Linked DNA regions of Homo sapiens: region 2 is linked to region 1. A link is an interaction called in ENCODE POLR2A ChIA-PET data of the cell type or tissue named here. Cell type or tissue: PC-9. All regions are shown on one strand. Region 1 has its middle 63 kb from the start of MEPE. Region 2 has its middle 9.1 kb from the start of SPP1.

Region 1 (2,500 bases):
TGGAGACTGTGGAGGGTGATAAATGTTGAAATTAGACAAGATATAAGCCTGGAGAGGTGGGATGTGGCCAAGTCATGTAGGGTCTTGAAAGTCTCATTTGGAGTCATAATGCGCTCCACTGACAGTGAGGGACCCGTTGAGCTCTGTGCAGGACCGGGGTTCCAGCCGACTGAGGGAGATTCCTGGGATGGTGGTGCGAAAGCCAGGTGGAAGCAGAGAAGCAGAAGTAGAAAGATTAGGTAAAAGGTTATTGCACAGTTTTTGTAAATCCACCAGAAGACATGCAAGAATGTTTATGGTATCTCATTCATAATAGCAGCTTTTTTCATAAAACCCAGAGAATAGAAAAATCATATAGTGACAAAAAAGAACAAACTGCTGCTATATACAACAATAGGAATGAGTTCCACAAATATAAGACTGAGGGAAAGAAGCCAGACACAAAAAAAGTAGGTGCTACAGTCCAATGACGAGAAGGTCAAGAAACAAGATTTGTTTCAGGGGAAACAAATGTATGGCTAGAGAAGGCAGAACAATTACCTCTGTGAGGACAGATGGTGCATATTGACAGGGAAGGAACATGAGTGTTCTGGATGTTGGATGTGTTGTATCTTTTGATGGTGGTGGGATTACATGGTTTTCATACACACAACACACATACATAGATAAATGTATACCTACATAGATATGTAAAAATTCAGTGAGTTGCATATTATGATTTGTACACCATACAGTGCATCGTGTACATACACCTGAATAAGAAGATTTTTTAAAAAATTACTGTATAGTTCCATCAATTCTATTAATAATTGTAGAAACTTCCCACTGGAGAGTTTCCTTTTATTTTTCTCTAATTGAGAAAAGAGAACATATTTCTTCGTCTCCTACTCTAACCCAGATTTTTTTCCTGGTTGGTTGGGTGACCTCTCTGTGATTCACTGAATCAGTGGCAAGAGTGGCGGCTTCAGCGAGAGGTGAAGAAAGAGGAGAAGGCTTCAGAGGTAATTGAGGAGAGGGGAGGAAATGAGTCAACTTCCCCTGGGTGTGAAGTGTAAGTTGCCTCACACAGCGGAGGGTGGCCCTCTTCCTCTCAGAATTTCAACATTCCTTCCCTGTTTTCATTCTCCTACACCAATGCCACTGTTTCTTATGAATGAAAATCAGGCAGGTCGCTGTGAGTCACCCATTTTCACATAAAATCACAAGGGACTAACTTTTTTAAACTGGAAGCTAATTGGTGATTTATATGCAGAGCATACAAAGGGTTTGTAGTAATTAGACCGTATGAATGCTTATGAATGTGTAACTGGAAAGCAAGCTGATTTTCTCACAGAATTATGTATATGGAAATTTATGGTTCTGAAATGAATACATGCTTTTCTAAACAAGCTGGTATAAGCCAGACAGAGAATCCTACGAGTAAAGACAGCCAATGAGTGTTTTTGGAGAATAGTTGGTATAGGGTAGAACACATATCAGGGAGAGCGATTAAGGCAGAAAAATTCATTTTGAATAAGATCATGGTTGACTTTGAATGTCAGATGAAAGATTTTCTAAGTAGTTTAATAGGTGACTGGAAACCATTACAGACTTAAGAATAGGGCATAGGATTGAGCTCAGGACAGAAAAATACTTCAGGAAAAAAGAACTTAATAGCCTGAGAATTGTCTGGATGCTCGGGGAAAGTGAAAATGTGTTAATTTTAGAATGGTTTAATAGGAAAAAATAAGCCCTTTAAAAATAATTCTAAATAATAATTTAATCTTGATATTCTTATCTTGACTTGCTTAGTGTGTTTAATCTGAGTAAACTGCTACTTGGATTACCATCTGAATGTCTAATATGATAATGAGTAAATGGTAAACTTTGAGGTTTGCATTTATCTTGGTGAGTATTGGGAATATGGCAATGCAGTGGATATATATTGACTTGCTGTATATGAAATTATGAATAGTTCTACTTTAAAAAATCCCTTCACAAAATCAAAGCCTTTTGGAGGTAACAATACTATGGAATAACATTAATATTTATTTTTATTTATATATTTATTATTTTTTTTTATTTTACTTTAAGTTCTGGGATACATGTGCAGAATGTGCAGGTTTGTTACGTAGGTATACATGTGCCATGATAGTTTGCTGCGCCTATTGACCCATCCATCGTCTAAGTTCCCTCCCCTTGCCCCCCAGCCCCCACAGGCCCTGGTATGTGTTGTTCCCCTCCCTGTGTCCATGTGTTCTCATTGTTCAACTCCCACTTATGAGTGAGAATGTGTGGTGTTTGGTTTTCTGTTCCTGTGTTAATTTGCTGAGGATGATGGCTTCCAGCTTTGTCCATGTCCCTGCAAAGGGCATGATCTCATTCCTTTTTATGGCTGCATAGTATTCCATGGTGTATATGTACAACATTTTCTTTATCCAGTCTATTATTGATGGGCATTTTGGTTGGTTCCATGTTTTTGCTATTGTAAATAGCGCTGCAATAAACATATGTGTGCACG
Region 2 (2,500 bases), 89 kb before region 1:
CCCTTGCAAGTCTGCTCTTTGGTCCCTTGGATATAACCCCATTTTGTCCTTTCGTGCTTGCTTTCATCCTATCATGAAAAAATGTCCCAGGCTCATTTTTGTGCTCTTGTTGTCTAGGAGGAATCAGCCTTTTCCCCTGTCAGTTTTGTGCCTCCCTGCTCCAAATCCATTGTCTCTGCCCTGCTCTGTGATACTGCTGGAGATGGACCCTGTGAACGTGCTTCCTTTGCCAACTGGCACAGTGGCAAGCTTTGTCAGTAGAGGGCACTGGAGGGACACTGCTGTGCACACAGAGCACCTTGTGGCACTCACCCTCCAGCTAGCCTCCTGCTCAGCTGGCCTGCCCCATGGTTTTCCTTCTTTGCTGGCCTCAGTCTGCTGGAACCCCTGTGGGAAGTCTCTTGTTTTCCAACTTGAGCCCACCAGTTGGACCACTGTGGACCAGCTCTGACTCAGGATAACACAGCAGACTTCTCTGCCATCCCTTGGGCTGTGACTGTACCCTTTCCAGTGAAGTCTGAATCTCAGGAGAGGGCCTCTCCTTTTGCAAGTTGTTCCTTATATGGGCACTTTCAGCCCCATGGTATTGTTAATGTTCTCTTATTTCTCTTATTCTCTCTGGTTATTCTCCTCTTTCTAGTTAATAATTCTTTAAATTAAATTTTCCCTGTTCAAATGACTGGTCTCTTTTCTGTCTTCTGAATGAACCCTGACTAATAGAGAAGTGATGCAGGGAATAGTTGTTAAATAGTACCACTATTCAAATAAGTGATTCCAGGAGTAACTTGGTCATGCCCTTGGATTTGAGCACAGTGCCAAGCCCCTTGCCAAGCATGTGGGAACAACACCATCAATCCAGCCATCACCTGCAGGTGAGTGTGAGGAAGTGCCCACTGCAGCAAGTATGCTGGGAGCCTAAGGGGCTGCTGCACCTGACTAATGATATCTACAAGGACTATGGCATGGCATTGTCTTCTCATCATTAGAAGAGGTTTCTCCACACCCAGACTGTGAAGTTACTCACTCATGTATTTATCTAATATCTTTATAGTTTCCTTTTAAATTTATTGATTATTTAAAAAATTGATATGCAATAGTTGTCTGTATTTTGGGGGCACATATGATGTTTTTGTGTGTGCATATAGTGTGTAATGATCCAATGAGCATAACTGAGATATCCATTTCCTCAAACATTTATCTTTGCTTTATGTTGGGAACACTTGAATTCTTGTCTTTTAGGGTTTTTAACAAATGTATATACAGTAAATTATTGATAGTTACCCTACTGTACTGTCAAATGCTAGATCCTATTTCTTCTACCTAACTGTATATTTGTACCCATTAATCAACTTTTCTTCATCTGCCCCTTACCCTCACCCTCCCCAGCCTCTTGTAGAACCACCAATTTACAGTCTATCTCTATGTGATCCACTTTTCTAGCTACCACATATGGGTGAGAACATGCGATATTTGTCTTTTTGTGCCTGTCTTATTTCACTTAATATAATGACCTCCAGTTCCATCCATGTTGCTGCAAATGACAGGATTTAATTTCTTTTTATGGTCAAATAGTACTCCATTGTGTGTATATACCACATTTTCTTTATCTATTCATCATGAGGGACATTTACATTTATTGCACATCTTGGCTATTGTGAATAGTGCTGCCATAAACATTGAAGTTCAGATATCTCTTCCACATATTGATTTGCTTTCTTTTGGTTATATGCTCAGCAGTGGGATTGCTAAATAATATGGTAGTTCTATTTTTGTTTTTTTGAGAAGTCTCCATACAGTTTTTCATAGTGGCTGTACTAATTTACAGTTCTCACCAGTGTACGAGTGTCCTTCTTTCCCCGAATCCTGGCCTGTGTCTGTTATTTTTTGTCTCTTTGATAAAAGCCATTTTAGCTTGGGTGGGATGATATCTCATTGTGGTTGTGATTTGCATTTTCCTGGTGATTAGTGATGTTGAGCATTTTTCTGTATACCTGTTGGCCATTTGCATGTCTTCTTTTGAGAAATGTCTATTCAGATTTGTGCCCATTTTAAATTGGATTATTTGAGTTGTCTTTTTTTTTCTTTTTTTTTTGATATTAAGTTGTTTGAGTTCCTTATGTATTCTGGATTTTAATTCCTTCTTAGATGTATAGTTTGTGCATGTTTTCTCTTGGTATTTTTGACAACATAGGCGAACCTAGAGGATGTTAAGTTAAATAAGCCAAGCACAGAAGGAAGAGTACTGCATGATCTCACTCATATGTGGAATCTAGAAAAGTTGACCTCATAGAAGTAGAGAGTAGAATAGTGATTACCAGCGGCTGGGAGAGTGGGAAGGTGGATGAGGGGAGGTTAGTCAATGGGTACAAAGTTACAGTTAGCTAGGAGGAATAAATTCTAGTATTCTATTGCAAAGTAGCTTGGCTATAGTCAATAATAATGTATTGTATACTTCAAAATAGCTAGAAAAGAGGATTGAATGTTCTCAGCACAAATAAAT

Evidence for each region. ChIA-PET counts read pairs that join two places held together with the same protein. Peaks named below come from ENCODE experiments on the same cell type or tissue, not always from the same donor. Only the 100,000 strongest peaks of a DNase experiment are listed, where the experiment ranks them.
Region 2: POLR2A ChIA-PET joins it to region 1 with 7 read pairs; 2 of 35 experiments call an interaction of 5 or more read pairs at or near these places.

What each region holds. Positions count from the first base shown.
Region 1 is chr4:87,894,993-87,897,492 of GRCh38, reverse strand. No RefSeq gene overlaps it. Among named protein-coding and RNA genes, the nearest start is that of MEPE, 63 kb to the right of the region's middle. In PC-9, no CTCF peak of the experiment used is centred here; a DNase peak (open chromatin) is centred at 1,072; H3K27ac peaks cover 1,997 bases.
Region 2 is chr4:87,983,559-87,986,058 of GRCh38, reverse strand. No RefSeq gene overlaps it. Among named protein-coding and RNA genes, the nearest start is that of SPP1, 9.1 kb to the right of the region's middle. In PC-9, CTCF peaks have their summits at 59 and 258 (motif pointing right); no DNase peak of the experiment used is centred here.